3 separate regions of the Homo sapiens genome follow, and regions 1 and 2 are each linked to region 3. Evidence: chromatin loops called from intact Hi-C (ENCODE). Cell type or tissue: K562. All regions are shown on one strand.

Region 1 (8,000 bases), 77 kb after region 3:
CGCAGCCCAGGACACATTTCCAAGTTGCCTTGGCTGTTTTTTTTTCATAAGCAAGATGAGAGCTGGAACTAATATAACTGTCCTTTATTTTTATTAAACTATCTCCAGTTATTTTCAGACACTATTAGATTTTTAAAAATGAATCAACCACTAAGAAAATAGCATATTGAGATGACCATTTTATTATGATTATTATTATTTAATTTTTTGAGACAGTCTGGCTGGAGTGCAGTGGTGCAGTCTCGGCTCACTGCAACCTCCATCTCCTGGGTTCAAGTGATTCTCTTGCCTCCGCCTCCCGAGTAGCTGGGACCACAGTTGTGTGCTACCACACCCGGCTAATTTTTGTATTTTTAATGGCGATGGGGTTTCACCATGTTGGCCAGGCTGGTCTTGAACTCCTGACCTCAGGTGATCTGCCCACCTCGGCCTCCCAAAGTGCTGGGATTACAGGCGTGAGCCACCGCGCCTGTAAATAGATGACTATTTTAATATGAAATTTAAAAATAGCTACATCTGGAAATTTTATAATTATACAGATAATCTAATTACTGTAATGTTTTAAATTCACACTTTAGCAGAATTTAATGGCATCTGTATTAATTTCTTAATGTTGATATACGGATTTTTTTTAGTTGAACATATGTGAAAAACTCACTTTTAGTTCTAAGTGAGGAAAAGTATCCTGAACACTGCAGTCTTTCTCAGTGTTGCTGATTATAAAAAGCCTACATGCTATATGCCTTCTTGCTACTCGAGCTAAAATGTTGAATATAAATAATACACTTCATTGGCACAAATGTAAACTCTAAGGTAGGGCATGCTAAGGAAATAAAGAGCTGGCAGTAAATTTGTTATTTTTTTTTTTTTTTTTTTTTTTTTTTTTTGAGACGGAGTCTCGCTCTGTCGCCCAGGCGGGACTGCGGACTGCAGTGGCGCAATCTCGGCTCACTGCAAGCTCCGCTTCCCGGGTTCACGCCATTCTCCTGCCTCAGCCTCCCGAGTAGCTGGGACTACAGGCGCCCGCCACCGCGCCCGGCTAATTTTTTTTTGTATTTTTAGTAGAGACGGGGTTTCACCTTGTTAGCCAGGATGGTCTCGATCTCCTGACCTCATGATCCACCCGCCTCGGCCTCCCAAAGTGCTGGGATTACAGGCGTGAGCCACCGCGCCCGGCCAAATTTGTTATTTTAAAACATTAATTTGTCTATCTAATCATGGTATACAAGAAATTGTATTTTAAACAGAGTCGCCTTTGGCAGAAAAGTAGAGTGACTATAAAATTTCCCAAAGAAAGTTTCCAAGCTTGCTGCTGTCACTCACAAGATAATATGCTACACATACAAATATCTAGTAATTTCTAATAATTATTCTTTCCTGGACAACCTATAAAAATAATTCATTGTTCTTAATAAATTCAGGAACCATCACAGCTCATTTTCCAGATTTTTGGCTCCTTAAATCCAAAATCTGTTGCAAGCTCAGGAGTTGTCAATTAGAAGGGCTCCATGCAGATGGAAGATTGCACAAGTGCTCTTTTCCAAGATGAACATTCACTTACATTCTTTTGTAATATGTACTTAAATATGACCTGTGCTGACACTACCCTGAATAATTAAATAGTCTCAACTGATTTGTGGTAGAAAAATCCTGGGAATGATTAATATTTTCTGATTCCTTAGTATAAAGCATAGCATAAAGTTATACTATATTTATTTTCTAATTACTTGGTATAAAGTATAGTATAAAGTTATCTTTATAGCATAAAGATTTGTATAAAGTTGCAAGTTCAGATCAGGGTTGTACATTTAGGGTAACTAACCCTGCATCTTGATTTGCCCATTAAACTTCAGAAGAGAGTCAACTATTTGGAAGGAACTTAAGAAGAGCAGAAATGAGTAACCAGCAGCCAAACACTCACCCCACTGAAATGGAGAGCCATTCCCGACGCCACGGCTCCACACACTGTACTCAATTTCCCTCCGTTCACAGTCAGCCAGTTCTGACTGGATGGAGCTCGATTGAAGTTGTCTTTGAGTTGGGTTGGAAGAGAGGTCTCGGGGTCATCACAGTACAGGCCACCCCACTGTTCATCACAGCTGGGTGCAGAGCAAGAGAGAGGAAAAGTCAACATCAGACAAAGCCCCTGCAAGCTTGTTCTCAAATTAGTGAAGACTACTCTTTTCCTAGTCCAAGATGATGAAAAGTTACTGATTTTCAGAGAGCTTGCCAGAATACACCTGCTCTCCTTAACTGTACTTTAGGTTACAAATAATCTATGAATTAACTAACTCTAACATTTCCTAAGGTAGTGATTCAGGGTTATAGGTGGAGAGAAAGAAGCAACTTCAAAGAATCTACTAAAGGCCCATCTCATATCACACAGCTCTGAAGGGCTGATAAACAATGGGAGCTGCCAAAGTAAACTGGTGGGTCCTAATAATTTACAAAATTAGTCTTTTTAACAGAGGCTTTGAGCCACTTAGGAATCCAAGGGGCCATGGTGCTAACAGCAGAAGATACTTTGGGCAATAACTGTCACTTCTTACCAAAAGACTGACTTCCCTGTTTAGGGTGGAAGGGCATATGAATATAGGACTGGGAAGCTCAGGGATCTCAAGGGTCGTCCTGGGTATGGGCTAAAATCATTAGCCAAAAAAAGACTTCCCAGGTGTATGGGGAAAGCATCTTCATTCATACTTCCCCATTAAACAGCATAATCTCACACAGACACACAGACACACACACACACCCCCACACCTTCATTTAAATTATTCCAAGTATACTGAGGTTCTCTAAGAGTAATACAATAGGCCTGTGCATCAAATACCTCTGGTAAATTGACCAGACATCTACATACTTTCTTAGGCAAACAACATAGCAATATAAATTAAACAATGACAAGTGCATATCCTTACATATATTCAGACCTAAGTGAGAAAAATACTCATGATGTATTAGTTTTGGTCAGAACTTACTGAACTCCTGAACCTTTTCTAATGTTATTTTCAAGGCTCGAGTGTATCACAGAAACACAGAAGGAAATAAAATATAGTTAATTATAATTCATCTGTCTCCTGACAAGATAGCTATTGTTCAGTTCCTAATCTCTAAGCAAGAATGAAGATACAGTATCCATCAACTTCACAGTTAGCTCAAGATCATATTTCAGAAAAAAATGTATAACTTAAGGAAGCATGGGAGTGATTCAAAAACCAGTTACAGAAAAATCTCCTAGATGGAATGTGAATCAGGAGCTTTCAACAGAAGGAAGAAAAAAACCGACTTACACGCAGTTTCCCTGGATGCATCTCCCATGGCCACTGCACATGTCTATGCAGCCATCCCCGATATAGACATTATCTATTGCCCATGTCTGCTGCTTGTCAAAAGGAGCTGGTTGATGCCAACGGAAACGAGTGGCTTGGGACCTTTGAAGAAGATGAGAATTTTAATGAAGGATGCTGTGGAAAAGAAAATGTGTTCCAGTATGTTTGAACAAGTGCATGGAGAAGTGTAACACAAAAGCATGTACATTCCTACTTCTTTTCTGAAAAGAACATTCATTATTACAATATTCTTCTTTTCTTTTTTTGAGATGGAGTCTTGCTCTGTCACCCGGGCTGGAACGCAGTGGCACCATCTCAGCTCACTGCAGCCTCCACTTCCTGGGTTCAAGCAATTCTGATGTCTCAGCCTCCCGAGTAGCTGGGATTATAGGCATGCACTACAACACCCAGTTAATTTTTGTATTTTAGGGGAGACAGAGTTTCACCATGTTGGCCAGGCTGGTCTTGAACTCCTGACCTAAAGTGATCCTCCCACCTCAGCCTCCCAAAGTGCGGGGATTACAGGCATGAGCCACTGTGCCTGGCTGGCCATTATTACAATATTCTACAGAAAACATTGTTTATAGTCAAACCAAACCAACCAAACTGTGATAGTTTGATCATACAATTTGGCCAAGTGATCTTCCTGAGCCTTGTAAAAAACAGACAGTCAGAAACAAAAACGAATCCTAAAACTGGAAGCCTCAGGGGAGCTGTGAGCCTTGGATTTCGTGTGGGAAGTACCATGGAATGACACCAGAGCTGCTGCTAACTTGTAAGTGCAAAATCAGAAAAGATGACTATCTCCGAGCAGCCGCAAGCCCTCTGCATTTGGCTTGGGAACAGAACATGGGCTGGATTTCAGCTTCCCACTTGCTCCCTAATTGGACAGAGAAAATTGTACAGAGAAAAAAAAGAGAGAGCATAATAAATGAGACCAGACTTATTTTACATTGATATAAAAGCGATATAAGTAAAGCTAAAACAGAGGTTCTCCCATTCCAGAAGCAGAAATATATTTGCTCATTCACGGAGTTCTGGAGAGTGTCTTGCTCAAAAATACAACACACGTGTTTTCAGAGGCACTAGATGGCAGTAAAATCCAAGCAATGCCTGAGGCTCAAGTGCATTGAACATGAAAAGACTTTTAGAGGAAACCATTTGTGTTTATTGATCCATATATGTTCTGTCATTAAGAGACCGTTAATCATTTGACTCAGGAATATCTGTTTAAGGCAGGACAAAAGACCAAACAACAGGAAGGAGTTTGCATTTTCCAAATGAAAATATTTCTATAAAGTTTAGAAAATGGAGAAGAAACAGACTAGAACTAAAATCTTCACCTGAAATGAAGAGGTCAGTCCAATACATGTCTGTTGAGCGTCTATGTACAAACTGGTTTCTCCATAATTTTGCTTGCTCCCCAGCTTTGGCATGTTCCCCCAGCAGAGTGATCTCTGCCTAATAAACTCCTGTCACTTTCTACTGCATTTTACCGAAACCCCTAGTCCCCTCCTTGGCCCACAAGGTCCTGCCTGATATCCGCCTGAACCTGGGCCTCTGCTTCCCTCCCTCATCATGGTCACTCGCCTCTGGAGCACTGTTTCTCCCCTCAGGCGCCAAAGCACACCAAACTCATTCCCACCTTTCTGCCTACATATTCTCTTTCTCTGTCTCTGTCTCTCTCTCTTCCTCTCCCTCCCTTCCTCTCTCTCTTTCTGCCTGGTTAACCTCTGTGTGTCCTTCAGGTCTCAGAGGAAATGTCAGGTCCTCACAGAGAAATTTTCTTCCTGATCCCTTTTAAAATGATGTTTCTTCCATGCTATTCTCTCTCATAGCAAACTATTGTTTTCCTCTTATAGTATTTGTCACAGTTATAGTTATACATTTATTTGCATACATATTTGATACATGTCTGTCTCTTCCTTGAATGGTAAGTTATAAGGAGAGCAGGGTTGATTCCTTTTTGTTCAACATCGTAGACTTCATGGACAGCACCTAGAGCTTAGTGGGTGTTCTAAACGTCCAGGAAGTTCGTATCCAGGGGCTTCCATTCTCACAGTAAGCAATGTGGAAATGCACTCACCCCTGTAAGCTGTGTAACTCAGCGGTTTTGCTGATAAATTATTTTTAATGACTAAATTTATCTAAATTTATTTACAGTTATGTCTGTTTATCTGCAGCAACAACTTATAATTAACATAGCGGAATACCATATTTCCATAGCACATAATTACTCGGAGCCAACATTTATATATTCATTCTGTTTTTTTTTTTTTTAGACTATAAGCTTCTGAAGGGCAGAGAATATCTCTGTATCCCTTAGGGAATATTGGTTTGTATCCTCAGTGCTTATAGATAGTAGGTAAGTAATAAACTTTCTTGGTTCCCCTAATATCTTACACATACTTCACCAAAGCCCTCGTCACCTTGTATTAAAAGTGCCTATTCATATGTAATTTCCTGTTATTTTCCTTATTTATCATTTTATTGTTGCTGGCACCTACAGATGGAGCTTCATAAACATTTGCTGAAACACTATTAAGTTGGTAGCAATAAAGATGCCCAGGAAGATCAAAACACCCTACAAGAGATGTCCTGTAGGGTAGATGGGCAGGGCCTGGTGTCAGCTGTGGAGGGGTGGTAATCTGATGGCTGTTGAAGGGGGCAGACAGCTTCCTGGCAGCCGAGAGGTGGCATGGGTTGCCTAGCAGGTGGTTGCTTTCTGAGCATTGGCTGTGTTTAATCACAATGTGGGCAACCACTTAGAGAAACTGTATGGAAGATTTAAGAGCCAGATGCATTGTTGGAGTTGACAGCATTTATGGGGACTTCCAATGCTGACATTTTCAATTTGTGCAACTCTCTGGCATTTCAAAGAAGAGGAAACAGTAAGAAACTACATGAAAAATGTACTAACATGGGAGTTGGCCCCTCAGGAGCAAAGATAAGTGAGGGCTTTCATTTGTACTCTGGCACTAGTAGGTTCTATGTCCACGGTGAGTAACTAAACATGTATAATAAGGGAGTTAAATGAGATGATTTTTAAGGCCCCTTCTTAGATGTGATGATTTCATATTCTTAGGAATAACTACACCTAGTAATTATGTACCCATCAAACAAGGATACACATACTATCCAATATTAATTTGTAAGAAGAGGAAACATTTTCACTAAGAACTGGAATATAAGTTAAAAATGAGAGTTTGGAAGTTGAATTGCCAGGACTTCTTATTCCCAGCCCTGTCAGAGCTCCACTGTGTGAAGGGGCTACATCACTTATGTTTATGTGCTGATGCTTCCCTGTCAGTAAACCAGGAAGATGCTACTTTCCGCCTCACAAGGGTGTTGTGAAAATTAATTAGTTCTTGTTTACCAAGAACTACGAGTGTCTTGGTGGAGTTCCTCGGCAGGTGTTATCATTTATCTTTATAATGATGGCCACCATCAGCTGCTACTTCCCGGAGTTGGGGGAAAAATGGTCCCAGAGAAGATTTCTCATTTTTCCATATCCTTGAACTCTCTCCTCTTGGTTCTTTTGTGGAGTTATACCATTTCTTTCCCATCTACAGTATGTAGTAAGTGTTACATCAGTTTTGTTTAATAGATATCCATTGCTAAGTAGTTAAAATATTACTGTTAATAGTACGGTTCCCCTCACTGGTCTCCCAGGTATCTCTCCCTACACTACCTCCGCACCTTTTAACAGATTTCACTACACATTACAGAGTCTTCATTTTTGCTCTTTTCTTCAGAATGACTCTATCTACCTATGAAGTCCTCACTGTCGTCATCATCGTGAGAAAAAGCCCTTTGAAAGGAACATAATATTTTAAACCTCTTCATCCTTCCCTGAAATATCTTTTACTTCGAAAGAGATACATAAAATATTTAAGCCTAGAAAATCTAGCCTAACAATGCCATTCTACCGAAGACGACGATGACGCCCAGTGACCTAAGTCTCACACTGATTCACTAACAAAACTGAGACAAGGCAAGGATCTCTTGGTTCATGATTACTTTGTATTCTCATTAAGCAAACCTTTCAAAACTCCACTGCAACCTCCACAAAATCTTCCTACCCTTATCATTACCTGTAAATATGAACAGTTGTTAAGCTATGGGAGGCTGTATGTGTTGCAGCTATATGTGTCTTGACTTCTGTGTCAGCTTCAGAGCTGAAGCCCCTGGCCCTCTGTGTTTGAGCAACAGACTCTGTGATGTCAGCCCATTTCAAAATGTGTGTCTATTTGCCTTGCAAGCCAAGACCCTTCCTTTATGTTTTGCATAAAATTTCCTCCACTAGCCTATTTCTTTGTATTAACCTATCTTCTTTGACAAAGTTGGAGAATATTCCAAAGAAGATATATAAATGGCCAATAAGCACAGGATAAGAAGCCCAACATCATCAGCCTTTAGGGAAATGTCAATGAGAACCACAATGAGATACAACCTCACACCCATGAAGATGGCAACAGTCAAAAAGACAATAACAAGTGCTGGTAAGGATATGGGGAAATTAGAATCCTCTACATTGCTGGTGGGAATGTAAAAGAGTACAGCTGTTGTGGGTAAAAGGTTGTCAGTTTCTCAAAATGTTGAACATAATTACCAGGAATTCCAGTCCTAGGTATATAGCCAAGAAAAGTGAAAACATACATCCACATAAAA
Region 2 (8,000 bases), 130 kb after region 3:
ATCTACCCTTAGGTGGTCATTAGTGCCCCACTGGTTCTTCACTCTCTAGCACATGGTAGGTTTACGCTTCTTTTCCCTTCACCACACTTTCTCTTTCCCTCTGTCACATGGCTGGCAACATCCAGAATCTACGCAGCAGCCACCTTATTATTCTGGGTGCTGGAATGAGGACCTCGGATGACCCATGAAGAAAATGTAGCACAGGGGAGAAATCATTTTATTTAGCCCACTGATATTTAGAGGTTTATTATTATTAGAGGTTTATTATTATTATTGCAGCATAACCTACCTCATGATGAGGGACATATGTCTTTTGGTGATATTGTATCAATAAAAGCACCTAGAACAATGTCTGGCTTAGAACAGATTCTTAATAAATATTTATTGAAGAGATTAGGGAATGCAAAAATGGTCTATAAAAGCTTCTATACTGCTTCAGTAAATAGATGACTTGGATAATTACTAGACTAAAAGTACTAAGATATTCAGAAAAAGTTATTAAACCTTTCAGTTAGTGATAATATGGCCAAGGAAATGGAGAGCTGATGAACACAGCTGTTGGTAGCTCTACTGACTAATAGGTATTGTTTAAGCCAATGTGTTTTACACAGTCATACTGAGATATTAACAAACTTAGAAGGTGCAAACTCTTTACATGTTGCTGAGACCACGGTTTGGAGGAGGATGCATCTGAGAAACCTATGAATTTTGTGTGAGGAGTCAGTTCACATTCAAGGTCCCCTAAGGAATTATATCATATCTGTAGAGCTCCCAGAGGCCACCTATGCTTCAAGCCTTTTGCATTTCTTTCAGAACTGAATCATTTGAGGCAGAAGATGGTATGAGTGCCTAGGGAGGGTGGAGTTCAGTGCAAGGAGAGAAGCAGTATAGTATGATGGTTATGGCATACATTCTGGAGCCAGTGTGAGTGGTTTGAATCCCTGCTCATCCACTTATTTAGTGCATGATCATGGGCAGGTTACTTGACCTTTCGGTGCCTCAGTTTCTACATCTGCAAAATAGAACTAATTATATTACTTATGGCAAAAGGGTATGCTGGAAATAAAATGAATTAACACCAGTAAAACACGTGGGATAGTGTCTTGCATATAATAAGTCTCAGTAAAAGATAACATTTATTATTGCCAAGAACTGCTCCTCCTACACAAGGATTCTGGTCTGCCCGGAATATAAGTTTATGGGCCGAAGTAGACTTTGATCTGCATTCAGTAATGCCCTATGCAAACAAGTCTCTAGCTTCCATGCTATATGTAAGAGTCTCTGCTATTGTTTTGGGATTTTTTTTTGTGCCTCCCTGCGGATAGTATAAAGGAATAGGGTTCCCTAAAACAAATGGCACTTTGATTCTGCCTACACCCAGAGCAGACATGATATATTTCAGGCCTAAGGATCTGTACAAGAAATCTTAGAGATCTTGGCTCTGTGCAGCCACCGATTCTACAAAGCAGAAGAGAAGAGAAGGAATGATTCAGGGTAATGTATCAGTTTTCAAAATCCTGGCCAAACTTTGGGAGGATAAAGGACTAATCTGCCAATAGTAACTGTAATTTCCATGGAAATACAGCAGCTTACCTTCATTTCTAGTTCTTGGTTTGATGCAGGTAATGCCTGAAGTTTTGCTTCCAATTTGTATATAAAATTGAACAAGTCTGGGGAATAAAAACTTTAGTTTACTTACAAACAAGAGTTCAGAAGAGCTGTAAGCATTAGCGTTTTGACACATTAGAAAAAAACCCTCCTGTATTTATTAAGTACTACTTTCAAACTCAAAGGGCATATGAGAAGCAGAAAATACATAAATTATAGTAAGTTAATTCTGTAACCATTTAGAAGAAGTTAATTAATATGACCATTCATTTTATTCTGTAATAATGAGCTAAACAAAAGGAAACCGTTGAATATCACTTCATTGTGACAGTCTGTTATAATTTATTTTTTTTTTTGAGACGGAGTCTTGCTCTGTTGCCCAGGCTGGAATGCAGTGGCGTGATCTCGACTCACTGCAAGCTCCGCCCCCCAGGTTCACGCCATTCTCCTGCCTCAGCATCCCGAGTAGCTGGGACTACAGGTGCCCGCCACCACGCCTGGCTAATTTCCTTTTGTATTTTTAGTAGAGACGGGGCTAACACGGTGAAACCCCGTCTCTACTAAAAATACAGTCTGTTATAATTTAATGGAATTACAAAAATGGAAATTCCTTAAATCTAGTTAACACTATCCTTGGAAACTCAAGATGAAGATTTTTTAAAATTATACTTTAGTTTCTGGGATACATGTGCAGAACGTGCAGGTTTGTTACATAGGTATACACATGCCATGGTGGTTTGCTGCACCCATCAACCTGTCATCTACGTTAGGCATTTGTTGCCCAGGCTGGAGTGCAGTGGCGCGATCTTGACTCACTTCAACCTCTGCCTCTTGGGCCCAAGCGATCCTCCTGCCTCAGCCTCCTGAGTAGCTGGAACTACAGGCATGCGCCACCACACCCGGCTAATTTTTCTATTTTCAGTAGAGACAGGGTTTTGCCATGTTGGCCAGGAGCTGGTCTTGAATTCCTGACCTCAAGTGATCCACCTGCCTCAGTCTCCCAAAGTGCTGGCATTACAGGTGTGAGCTACCGCATCCAGCCAAGATGAGGAAAAATCTAACTTAAGAAGCTGAATACCATATTTGTTTAGAGTCAGATAATTACCTGTCAGTTGCTGATTTAGACTCACTTGGCTAAATTTTTCACAGCAGGCCTTCAGTCAGTACGATGTAAATTATGCCTCAGTCCATAGCGACTGACAGAGAGTACCTGCTTGACAGGCACACCTCTGAGAGAACAATGCAGATGGAAAGGGAAGGAAATTGAAGGAAGGAAAAATATGACACAGGACCCCAGATTTTGTGAGGAGGTCTAAAAATTTTAAACATTTTCTCTATTTCCTTTCTTCCACTTCTCAAATAATTTAATTGCTCTTTTAAAAAGCAGTTTTATTTTAGGTGTGCTATTATTTCATTTGATCTTAAAAACCAAACAGTTCTTTATTTTACCAGTAGGTGTCAGTGTAGGCATTTAAAATTTCTGGGGACCATTTTCAATAAGTGAATACAAATCAACTTAGATAAATGAGGACGCATCAATTTCAGACATAGAATGTAAGGTTGGAAAAATCTTTGTTTCACACGGCACATGCTAAGAATAATACCAAATGGTTTTCATAATAATATCAAACTTCAGAAAATCAAGCTGGCATACCCTAGACACACAGGCCTTGGTGATGACCACACATGGATTTATGAATTGCAGCATGGTCTTTGTAGAAACCACCTATTTTATTCCAAAGCTAAAGTTATCTTCATTTTTACATATCATAATCTATATACAGAAACATTATTGTATATATTCCCAATAACAGAACAGAATGTTTTAAGTTAGACTACATCGTGTGGTAAATAATATGTTTGTGAAAAAGTATACCAGTTAATACTTGTTACCTGATATTCCTGGTGTCCAGAGGGACCGTCCGGGCTTCCCTTTTCCCAGGGCCATTGAAGTAGAGAGATTTGCCATCGTTAAGTGTTCCACAGCCAGTTCCAACCTGGGCACCTGTTATCTTGTACCACAGAGGGCTGAGCTTCCCCTCAAACCTATCGAACATCTCATTGTGATTGGGGACATTTGACACACAGGTTCCTTGTGCAGCTTCAGAAAAAGAAATAGAGAGGAGAGATGCTTTGTTGGAATCATTCAAAACGAGGTCTATTCAACACATGGGCAAAGGAAGAATGTCCATAGGGATTAACATTAGGGAGAGAGGCCACATGAAAATTTGTATCTCACAACTGTCGGTCTGAAAGACAGCCATCACTACCATCATCAAAAACACTATTCTGCCTCTGTAAATTTTTATTTTTTAATAGAGACAGACATTGGGAAGACATTGGGAACCATACCTTTTCGTAGTTCCTGCTACTGAGGATTTGTGTAAACTGAGAAACAGATTTCATCCACAATAAAACTTGCTCATTTGTTATCCTTCTATTCTAGGATCAATAGGGGCAGTCAGTCTCAAATTTAAAAAAAATCCTTGAAACTGTGAGTGACAGCACTCTCCATAGAAGGCCTGCAACAACATATGTTTGTCTTTGGTCACGTGCCAGATGAAGGCTGGGATACTGAAAAGCTGGGAAGAAGCCTTTTGAAGTTGTCTCCAGGAAAAATAATAAAAAAAAAGATTTTGAAGCTTATAATATTTTCTCCAATTTTCCTCTTTAATCTCAGCTCTTTTCATTTTTGCTTGCAGCAACATCCAAAGGTCACTGTGCTCAGAGATACTTTTTTTGTAAAGTACTCTTTTGGCAGACTTGGGTTTATCCTAAGATGCATTTTTATTTTAAATGTAAAAAATAACGTTTCCTATAGTGATGTAGAGGGCTCACAGAGGCCATGCAGCCATGCAGCATGTGGTTAAGAGCTTGGGTTTGGGTTTTGGAGAATGACTGCCAGGGTTTGATACTCAGCTCCAGCAACTCCCAGCTGAATGATCTTGGGATAGTTATTAAATCTCTCTGTGCCTCAGTTTCCTTAAATATAAATAGGGTTTACAGTACTATGACAGAGTTATTGTTAGAATTAAAGGGGATGAAATAAAAAGAACCTCAATGTCTGGCATGAAGTAGGACCTCAAGCAGTATTAATTATTATTGCTATGAATAATAAACAAATCCTCTTTAGGAAATGAAATTTGTATTAGTATGTTTCCTTTTTGGAGCAGCTCAAAACTACAAAATATCCTAGCACCTCATGTGCCTGGGTTGTGAATTCCTACAATTCCTAGACTTAAAGAGGAATAAATTCAGAATTTATTTCTTTGGGAGAATAACATGAAACACAGCAACTAGAGATGACTATTTTACAATAAAACCCTCAGACACATGTATTTAGCCTTACCAGTATATCCCAGGTCACAGAAACACACTCCTGAAATGCAGTCCCCATGGCCACTGCAGTAACTGGGACAAGGCTCGGATATGTACACTCCATCTAAACCAAATGGAGGCACGTTTTTCTGTGAGCTGCTCTCCTGGATCCATCGGAATCTGGTCTTGCTGTTGGGAAAAACAACACACCTGTTTCTTGTACCAACATCTCATATCAAAGCATTGGAATATAGAAAAATTCAGAAAAACTCAACAGAGACTTAATATTTATTTGAAAGTCATGTCTGCTTGACTGCACTTAACCTTCATAAGCTGTCTCTCAGACCTTTCTCTCTCTCTCTCTTTTTTTTCTTTTTTTGAGACAGCATCTTGCTCTGTCAACCAGGCTGGAGTGCAGTAGGGTGATCTCAGCTCCCTGTAACCTCCGCCTTCCAGGTTCAAGAGATTCTCTTTGGGAGGCCGAGGTGGGCGGATCACAAGGTCAGGAGATTGAGACCATCCTGGCTAACACGGTGAAACCCTGTCTCTACTAAAAATAGAAAAAGTAGCCGGGCGTGGTGGCACGTGCTTGTAGTCCCAGCTACTTGGGAGGCTGAGGCAGGAGAATTGCTTCAACCAGGGAGGCAGAGGATGCAGTGAGCTGGGATCGCACCTTTGCACTCCATCCAGCCTGGGTGACAGGGCGAGACTCCGTCTCAAAAAAAAAATTCTCGTGCTTCAGCCTCCCGAGTAGCTGAGATTACAGGCACATGCCACAATGCCCAGCTAATCTTTGTATTTTTAGTAGAGATGAGGTTTCACTACGTTGGCCAGGCTGGTCTCAAACTCCTGGCTTTATGTGATCTGCCCGCCTCAGCCTCCCAAAGTACTGGGATTACAGATGTGAGCCACCATGCGCAGATTGATTTCTTTTTCAGCATAAATGTTTGAATATTTTCTCACCTTCTGCTCTTTTAATAATAAAATCCAGATAGATATTCCATTATTTTACTCAATTAATATTTCACCCTTCTATCACACTCAGTTTATGGATATCTGCAGAAGAGGCTGTTTGGGAATGTTTGAAACAATCTGTCTTTCTTAGGACAGATAAGGGAACTCTGGCTATTTGCTATTGACATGCTTCAGGCAGGGAAGAGTTAAGTTTGTACCGACAGCTCTATTCACCTGCGCCTTCCCTCCTTTCCTCTTCATCTCTCATCTTTAAATCACAAACACCAGTTTTAACTGCCAAAGAACAAAAGAAGGACCTAGTCCCAGTACTTCAAAACCCTGGAACACTAGTGGGCTGGGCTACTGCCCAGTTTTGAGGTTGCCAATAGTTTTGAGGTTGCCAAACTAAAATTTGTCCCAATTGCTTTCCAATTTTTAAAATACATCTTTTCTTTTCCAACATATGGAAACACGTGCACACACGCACACACACACACACATATGTACACACACTCCTATAATTTCATACCAGGGAACTATCTCTTCCTTCTCAGTTCCGCTATAATCAAAGGATGAAGATGTATTGGTGTATCCACATTCCAATTTATTTTGCTGCCAATATTTATAGACTTTTGAGTTAATCCAGCTTCTTAGTACACAAGGATAAAGAATCTTAAAGATTAATGAAGGTTGTTAAGGACAACTGTAGATAAAGACAGCTCCCTCTCCCCTCTATTATTGTGAGGATAACATGGCAAGATCAGAATGGATTTCTTTTTGGCTCTTCAAGTGGCTTTGGAAATTTGGCAGCAATGAACCATAACCTTGGCTTTTTTCCCCCCTTCATTATTTTAAGTTACCTACTCATGGCAACTTTATAAACTGTAGCCAGTAATGTTGTTTATTAGGTTTAAAAATGTTCAGAGATAATTGCCTATTAACGTAAGCCCCAAGCCCCCGTTTCAGTGTAAGAGGAAGGTGAACATACAAATGTATTTCCTTTGCAGCTAATTTGAAATATATTGATCTTATTCTTTTTAAGGTAAAAAGAATTGAATTAAAGAAGTTTAGAAAAACAAAGCAAAAGCAAAAAAAAAAAAAAAAAGTACAATTGTCTTAGTGTCACGGACCTTGGGAAAATTCCTTCCCTTGGAGCTGTAACATTATTCAGCCTCTGAAGGTATTTGTCCTCTTGAAGGAAGTAAATGGAATTAATGTACACCAGCATTTGTCAACTACTCTTAAGGAAAATGTTAAGGCCTCTATGCCGCTTCCAAAAGATAGACTGCATGTCTGTGATAAATGAGGAAAACATGCCAATTCCCTAATACAAGTCCTCTTGGATTAGAAGTCATGCTTGCTGCTTCTTTTTTATGTTTCTATGATAGAACCCAGAGAAACATGGATCCACAGCATCTGTGGTAAGGAAAGTGATGAAAGAGAAAGGAAAACTTCTTTCCCCAGCTTCAGGCTCTCTCACCTGGGCAAGATGAGGGCATCTCTCCATCAGCTGCCCCATTTCATGGAAGAAGCCAGCTCAGATTTGGGCCCAGAAGAATTCAGAGGGTTGAAGAATCCTAAGTTTAGGTAGAATTTTAGAAAAAGTTTTGGCAATTTGATAGTGAATGAAGGACAAGTGAAATCCTTTGACCTGTCTCTGATTCTTGGGCTCTTATAGTTTTTATAGTTTTTATTATTATAAGAGAATCAAGTTCTGATTTGGCCAGAGTGAGGAGGTATCCTTGTTTGCAGTTATAGATCCTAAGGCTTCTATAGACCCAAGAAGCAGAATGCACTGTTATATGTTTGAGACGGTAAAAGACCCCAGGAGCTCAGTACTAAGGAACGCTTATTTAGATTTAAAAAAGAAAAACACCAAAAGACTAATCATTTGGTTAATAGGGTAAGTCCAGAACATGGTGAATCATAGCTTAGAGTCCTAGATAGAAGACTGTATTTCAGAGTGAAAGGGCAAGAGATGGTTCCTTTTTCCCTTTCAATCTTTGCTAGTTTGTTTTTTGTTGAAAGGTGCAACTCAAGGCAATAAAGATTTCACTGGCCATGACCTCAGCACGTTTTGCTTCATTTCCATTTCTCCAAGTTATGCCTGGTTCCTGATG
Region 3 (8,000 bases):
AGAAGCTATGTCCAAAATATTTCTTAACGCTCTCCTTTCATTCCTAATACCAACCCACTCCCTTCCAAGGCACAGCTACTGCTATCACAGTGGCTTACATGCGATAGACTAATTATATATAATTATATCTTCTTCCTAAGGGTGAACTGCTAGGATGTGAGAAAGATATAGTTCAATTTTTGAACTCAGCCATTCCCATATGTAGCAATTCATGAATACAAGTTTGCATATGAGAAATTGTGTCCAGAATGGGGCATCATCAGTAGTGGGAGCAAATCCTCTTAGAGCAGTTGCCTTGAAAAGAGCAAGAAAAGTAGAAAAATGAGAGACTCATAATGTTCAAGATAAGAGTTGATCTTGATCAATTAAAAACTTAATTAGGCTAATCTGTCTTCAGTCTTTTACAAAGAATACAATTATTCCTTCCCATTCACAGAATACTTACTCAAGGGGCCATGTATTTATTCTATTTGAAAGTAAATTAAGTCATATCCACTCAGTTTGTGAATTTACCCACATTGCTTCATTTCCCTTTCCCTCCATCTACCTATCCTCTGACTAATTCGCTGACCCGTTCTGAAGTGAGCTTTCATAACCTGGGCACCAGGAATCCTCTGAAAGGTGTACAAGATTTTGAATGGGTGAGCTTTTTTATTTTTTTTCTGGGGTAAGTCCCTAGTGTCCTCCAGATTTTGAAAGAGTCCTGTCCCCTCCTTCATAATCCTCTAGAATACAATTGTTTTCAAGGGTGAAGGTGGGGAGAAGATAATGATGTTGATAGTTGTTGGTACCTACAATAAAACATTTTATGAAGTTGGTCCTGGAACTAGTCTTCAAAAGAAGGATTAAAAGAGTTCATGAAATTGGATCTATCCTCCAACAGAATGGACTTACATAAAATGTACTCTGAGTCACAAAATGATTAAATTTATCCATGCTGTGTCTTTTGTGCAAGATTTCACTAGTTTGAAACCAAAAGAAAGGAAAATCATCATCTTATTTTTCTTAACTTTATTAACTTAATGATAATGAGAACACCTGGGAATACGGACGTGCTTCCTATTTATCATGATTTCCCTAGAAAACTGTTTCACTTGGGTTACTAAAATGCAGACTACCTGCAACGGTAGAAAAATTAAGATACCAGGGGGCAACACATGATATTTAGAATGAGATGAAAACTCAACTGACTTTGATCGTCAATTAAATAGGCAGTGCACACCTGCATCTACACCTCACAAGGCAATCCATTGATTGTTAGAAACTTCCTCAGTCTTCCATTCTTCTGTTCTTAGCAAAGCGCCTCTATGCGAAAAGCACTCAAATACTTGTTGGATTGAGTCAATTCTTTTGGTTTCACTCATAAATTAATGAGGAACGTGTAACTCTGTATAGTTTCAGAGTAGTTAAAGAGAGAAAAAAAGAAATGCTACATAAGAGAATTGGGGCTTCAGGTGTTACCTAATAGACTAGAAAGCTTTCCAAGAGTGCACTTAAGATATGAGCTATAGCAACCTTACCTAGGCAATTCTTCACCCTAAGTTTCTTTCTAATGCAAATTAGTTTGAATTTCTCTCTCTTCCCTCCTGTCCTTTGCCTGAAAGTCTTCTGATACAAAGCAATACTACCGTAATTAGAAGGAATGCCTGACAAAAATACATTTTAAATTTCATTTTCAAAAAGGTTGATACTTCGTATTGCATACTCCGAATTCCCCTGCATTTCTATGCTGTAAATTCCTAAACTTTAGATAATACATTTATATCTAGTGCACATTGTTCAGTTTTCAGATAGGAAAAAGCTAAATCTCAGTCTGTGCCCGCAAAAAGTTGATATTTTTTGTTGTTTTAAGAGTCTCCATGAATGTTGTTTAAATTCTAGAATCCACAGTACTCATCGAAGCTAGGAAAAGAATTTTGCCCACCCCACAGCGTATCTGAGGCTTTCTTCACAGCTAGCTGATCGGATCCTTGCAGCTGTTTCTTCTGTAGGTCTCGGAGCTCACTGAGAACGTCCAGCACGCCTTCCCGGCGGGGCCCGGCCCAGGTGCGCACTAGATGAGGCAGTCAACCAAGTCAATTGGTTCCCGATCAACTAAATCTCTCCTAAAAATAAACACTGCCGCGAGCTTCGAGAGTTCAGCGTGTCAGAGCCTCTATGATGGCAGAGCACCTGCCGCGATGCCTGATTGGTAGGGAGAAGGATTTCCCGGGAGGGGGCCAATACCAAATTTTAGGGCTGTTAGGCTCTGAGCAGTCCCTTCGTGACCGGATAAGTCAGAGACCCGGGGTTTGAGCCTTGCCCGGCGCTGAGCGGAGGGCCCAGTTTCGGGACCACAGCCTTGCTCCCTGGGAGCTCCGGGCGGCCAATGCCGGGCAAGCCCAGCCCGGCACAGGAGGAGGCAGGGCCCGTCTCCGGAAAGAGGGCCAGAGGCAGAACTGAGGGCCTGGTTTTGTGTAATTCGATTTGGATACAAACAGGCCAGACCCAAACTGGAAACGGCGAAGGGCTGGATTAGCACCGAAGGGATTCGAGGAGGCAAACGGGAAGTAAAAATGCTGTGTGGAGCTGCAGAGGGCAAGGGGACAGGGGTTGCAAAGGAAAGAGCTTCGTGAGACTTTCTCCTTCCCGGCGTAGGGACCAGCAGAGTGCGGGCAGGTCAGCCCTGTCACCGGTTCGTTTAGGGAAAAAGCGCGACATGGGGCCTGGGAGACAGGGGCAGAGGCGGTGACAGCGAGGGCCCCTGCTCGGGTGGGCCCGCGGGCCTCAGCTCAGTCCCCTCCCGAGGGACCGCGACCCCCGGCCCCGCGGCCGCCCGCGCGCACTCACCAGCCCGGGCTGCCCTGGGCGGAGCCGCCCCGCCGCGCTCCACAGCCGCTGCCTCTTCGACGCGCGCGCTGCCTCCAGGTGCGGCTCTAGGAGGAGGCGCCGCGGGCAGTGCCGGCCGCGCCCCGCGACTCCCGGTAACCCGAGCCCGCCCCGCCCCGCTAGGGCCAGGCCCCGCCGCCACCCTCCGCGCTGGGACGCCGGGGCGCGGGCATCCCTGCCGCCTACGGATCTCTTCCCAAGCACCTAGAACTTTCCAAAGCGTGCTTGGAATTTAACACCTTGGTCGTCGATCCCCGCAAATATACTCTGATGAGACCGGCTTTCTTCCCATACCGCCCAGGAGTTTCTCCAGGTGGCATTCCTGTCGCCTTGAGGTGGAACATCAGTAGAGGCTCGAGGCTGAAGCAAGCACAATACACAAGGTATAGCGTTCAAGTGGAAAACATTGCGTATTATGATTTTAAAATGAAAAAAAAACACAAAAAACCTGACTTATCTTTTCAATTACAATCATTATAGAGACTCCGATTCGTACAGGAACATTTCGAAAACAGGAAATCCTGAGGACAATGTGAGTATGAGTTTTTTTTTTTTTTTAATTTTCAAAAATCTTTGATGAACTGCCTTTGGTTAACACTTGGTTTGCAAATATTGACTATTGCACGACAAGGCAATGCATGATAAGTTATTTTCTGGGCATTTAAGTTAGAATTTATAAAACAACTTTTGCTTTTTATTAAGTAGAATAATGTAACACGTTACCCCAAGCTGGGAGAATTGCTTGAGTCCAGGAGTTTGAGACCAGCCTGGGCAACAAAGCGAGACTCCGTCTCTTAAAAAAAAAAATTAGATAGGAAATAGCTTGTTTTGCATCTAGCAACTGGGATACAAGAGAGCACCGCAGCCAGAGTGCCGGGCTCCAAGAGGGTGAGGGGTAGAAAATGATTTCAGATACATACTTCCCTCTGGCTTTATGCCTTAGCAAGGATTATAGTTGGTTCATTAAGAGCATCTTTTTTTTTTTTTTTGCTTTGTGCATTTCTGCGCGTGCACACTGTAGTGACACGTGGCGGACTAGCTGTTTGGTCTTAAAGCTGTAAATGCACGCCTGCAGACACCAGAGGCTTCTGCCAAGGAGACCCCACCTCCAGAACCTGGGCCAGGCCTTTGGCTGGGAGCGCTGGTGCTGTTCTTCATCCGAGAGGAAAGGCTAGAGATTCCCTCCCTACTCCACACGAGGGCGATCTCTTCAAGGGCACCAGACCACTCTCCGCGTCCCTAGCTGAGGAAACCAAATTTGCTTTTCTCCACGCTTTTGAACATCTCTAAACAAATCTTAATAGGGTAATTTACTAAGGAGGAGTTGGGCTCCTGGGACGTGCATTTCTGGTGTCCTTCATTTGCCACTTGGCCTTTGCCATCCTATGAAATTATTTTGTCACATACCTGTCTGTAGCCCAGTACTTCTTACACTTTAATGTGCATAGGAATCACCTGCGGATCCCGTTAAAAACGCAGATTCTGATTCAGTAGGTCTGGGGTGGGGTCTGAGATGTGCCTTTCTAACAGGCCCCTGGGTGATCCTGATAGGCTACTGGAGGACCAAACTTTGAGTAGCAACACTGGAGACAGTTGGATGATAAACTGGTTTTGCCGGTAGCACCAGGTACCTAATATACTAACACAATAATGGCAATGTTGCTAACACCTGTTCAGTGTTTACATGTAGTAGGCACTGTTCTGAGTACATGTATTTACTTGTATAGATATTGCTATTATTTCTGGTTTAGAGATGAGTTTGCTTTTAATATGAGTCTTCCCCACCCCCTACCCCCTTCCCATCCTTGCTGGCTTAATTACATTTATTTGGTATTAGAATATTAGGGAGAGTATCAGGAAGAACAGCTAGTGGATGCTAGACCTTAATACCTAGGTGATGGGGTTGACCTGTGCAGCAAACCACCATGACACACGTTTACCTGTGTAATAAATCTGCACATCCTGGACATGTACTCCAGAACTTAAAAGCGGATAAAAGAAAAAATTAAAGAATATTAAAAAGATCTGAAAACGTATACTCAGGGAATTTTCTTCCCTCCTTTGTTCCACACATTCTAGCCAATCCTGTGTGAGTAAACAATGTCATGATTTCTCATCTATTCTTCCTGTGTTTTTGTAAAGCCACAGATATTTGTTTACATGTTCTTGGCTGCCTGCCTGCCTTCCTTCCTTTCCTTCCTTCCTTCCTTTCCTTCCTTCCTTCCTTGCCTTCCTTCTTTTATTATGCTTTAAGTTCTGGGATACACGTGCAGAATGTGCAGGTTTGTTACATAGCTATACAAGTGCCAGGGTGGTTTGCTGCACCCATCAACCCGTCATCTACATTAGGAATTTCTCCTAATGTTATCCCTCCCCTAGCCCCCCACCTCCGACAGGCCCCAGTGTGTGATGTTCCCCTCCCTGTGTCCAGGTGTTCTCATTGTTCAACTCCCACCTATGAGTGAGAACATGAGGTGTTGGGTTTCCTGTTCTTGTGTTAGTCTGCTGAGAATGACAGTTTCCAGCTTCATCCATGTCCCTGCAAAGGACATGAACTCACCCTTTTTTATGGTTGCATAGTATTCTATGGTGTATATGTGCCACATTTACTTTATCCGGTCTATCATTGATGGGCATTTGGGTTGGTTCCATGTCTTTGCTATTGTGAATAGTGCTGCAATAAACATACATGTGTATGTGTCTTTAGAGTAGAATGATTTATAATCCTTGGGGTATATACCTAGTAATGGGATTGCTGGGTCAAATGGTAATTCTAATTCTAGATCCTTAAGGAATCACTACACTGTCTTCCACAATGGTTGAACTAATTTACACTCCCACCAACAGCATAAAAGCTTTCCTGTTTCTCCACATCCTCTCCAGCATCTGTTGTTTCCTGACTTTTTAATGATCACCATTCTAACTAGCATGAGATGGTATCTCATTGTGGTTTTGATTTGCATTTCTCTAATGACTAGTGATGATGAGCATTTTTTCATATGTCTGTTGGCTGTGTAAATGTCTTCTTTTGAGAAGTGTCTGTTCATATCCTTTGCCCACTTTTTGATGGGGTTGTTTTTTTCTTGTAAATTTGTTTAAGTCCTTTGTAGATTGTGGATATTAGCCCTTTGTCAGATGGGTAGATGGTAAAAATTTTCTCCCGTTCTTTTGGTTGCCTGTTGACTCTGATGATTGTTTCTTTTGCTGTGCAGAAGCTCTTTAGTTTAATTAGATCCCATTTGTCAATTTTGGCTTTTGTTGCCATTGCTTTTGGTGCTTTAGACATGAAGTCCTTGCCCATGCCTATGTCCTGAACGGTATTGCCTAGGTTTGCTTCTAGGGTGTTTATGGTTTTAGGTCTAACATGTAAGTCTTTAATCCATCTTGAATTAATTTTAGTACAAGGTGTAAGGAAGGGATCCAGTTTCAGCTTTCTACATATGGCTAGCCAGTTTTCCCAGCACCATTTATTAAATAGGGAATCCTTTCCCCATATCTTGTTTTTGTCAGGTTTGTCAAAGATCAGATAGTTGTAGATATGCGGCGTTATTTCTGAGGGCTCTGATCTGTTCTATTGGTCTATATCTCTGTTTTGGTACCAGTACCTTGCTGTTTTGGTTACTGTGTAGTATAGTTTGAAGTCAGGTAGCATGATGCCTCCAGCTTTGTTCTTTTGGCTCAGGATTGACTTGGCAATGCGGGCTCTTTTTTGGTTCCATATGAATTTTAAAGTAGTTTTTTCCAATTCTGTGAAGAAAGTCATTGGTAGCTTGATGGGGATGGCATTGAATCTGTAAATGACCTTGGGCAGTGTGGCCATTTTCACGATATTGATTCTTCCTACCCATGAGCATGGAATGTTCTTCCATTTGTTTGTGTCCTCTTTTATTTCATTGAGCAGTGGTTTGTAGTTCTCCTTGAAGAGGTCCTTCACATCCCTTGTAAGTTGGATTCCTAGGTATTTTATTCTCTTTGAAGCAATTGTGAATGGGAGTTCACGCATGATTTGGCTCTCTGTTTGTCTGTTATTGGCGTATAAGAATGCTTGTGATTTTTTGCACATTGATTTTGTGTCCTGAGACTTTGCTGAAGTTGCCTATCAGCTTAAGGAGATTTTGGGCTGAGACGATGGGGTTTTCTAGATATACAATCATGTCATCTGCAAACAGGGACAATTTGACTTCCTCTTTTCCTAATTGAATACCCTTTATTTCCTTCTCCTGCCTGATTGCCCTGGCCAGAACTTCCAACACTATGTTGAATAGGAGTGGTGAGAGAGGGCATCCCTGTCTTGTGCCAGTTTTCAAGGGGAATGCTTCCAGTTTTTGCCCATTCAGTATGATATTGGCTGTGGGTCTGTCATAGATAGCTCTTATTTTGAGATACGTCCCATCAGTACCTAATTTATTGAGAGTTTTTAGCATGAAGGGTTGTTGAATTTTGTCAAAGGTCTTTTCTGCAGGTATTGAGATAATCATGTGGTTTTTGTTGTTGGCTCTGTTTATATGCTGGATTACGTTTATTGATTTGTGTATGTTGAAGCAGCCTTGCATCCCAGAGATGAAGCCCACTTGATCATGGTGGATAAGATTTTTGATGTGCTGCTGGATTCGGTTTGCCAGTATTTTATTGAGGATTTTTGCATCGATGTTCATCAGGGATATTGGTCTAAAATTCTCCTTCTTTGTTGTGTCTCTGCCAGGTTTTGGTATCAGGATGATGCTGGCCTCATAAAATGATTTAGGGAGGATTCCCTCTTTTTCTATTGATTGGAATAGTTTCAGAAGGAATGGTAGCAGCTCCTCCTTGTACCCCTGGTAGAATTCGGCTGTGAATCCATCTGGTCCTGGACTTTTTTTGGTTGGTAAGCTATTAATTATTGCATCAATTTCAGAGCCTGTTATTGGTCTATTCAGAGATTCAACTTCTTCCTGGTTTAGTCTTGGGAGGGTGTATGTGTCGAGGAATTTATGCATTTCTTCTAGATTTTCTAGTTTATTTGCGCAGAGGTGTTTATAGTATTCTCTGATGGTAGTTTGTATTTCTGTGGGATTGGTGGTGATATCCCCTTTATCATTTTTTATTGCATCTATTTGATTCTTCTCTCTTTTCTTCTTTATTAGTCTTGCTAT

Evidence for each region. A loop is a pair of places that touch in the nucleus more often than their neighbours do. Peaks named below come from ENCODE experiments on the same cell type or tissue, not always from the same donor. Only the 100,000 strongest peaks of a DNase experiment are listed, where the experiment ranks them.
Region 1: it touches region 3 in a loop (5-fold over the local background); 5 of 110 quality-filtered maps call a loop at or near these places.
Region 2: a loop joins it to region 3, with 6 times the contacts of the local background. A loop is called at or near these places in 5 of 110 quality-filtered maps.

What each region holds. Positions count from the first base shown.
Region 1 is chr7:103,520,101-103,528,100 of GRCh38, forward strand. RELN (reelin) reads right to left here. Exons shown (of 65, transcript NM_005045.4): 47 at 3,291-3,431; 48 at 1,922-2,099. Among named protein-coding and RNA genes, the nearest start is that of SLC26A5, 78 kb to the left of the region's middle. In K562, a CTCF peak has its summit at 4,423 (motif pointing right); a DNase peak (open chromatin) is centred at 4,431.
Region 2 is chr7:103,570,591-103,578,590 of GRCh38, forward strand. It overlaps RELN (reelin), which reads right to left. Exons shown (of 65, transcript NM_005045.4): 29 at 4,958-5,115; 30 at 3,502-3,709; 31 at 1,594-1,670. Among named protein-coding and RNA genes, the nearest start is that of SLC26A5, 130 kb to the left of the region's middle. In K562, a CTCF peak has its summit at 3,059 (motif pointing right); a DNase peak (open chromatin) is centred at 3,091.
Region 3 is chr7:103,443,269-103,451,268 of GRCh38, forward strand. SLC26A5 (solute carrier family 26 member 5) reads right to left here and starts at 2,939. Exons shown (of 20, transcript NM_198999.3): 1 at 2,830-2,939. It overlaps SLC26A5-AS1 (SLC26A5 antisense RNA 1), which reads left to right and starts at 1,939. Exons shown (of 4, transcript NR_110141.1): 1 at 1,939-3,251; 2 at 3,349-3,400. RefSeq lists an enhancer at 2,312-2,888 and a silencer at 2,945-3,014. In K562, a CTCF peak has its summit at 4,067; DNase peaks (open chromatin) are centred at 2,943 and 4,053; H3K4me3 peaks cover 936 bases; H3K27me3 peaks cover 2,311 bases.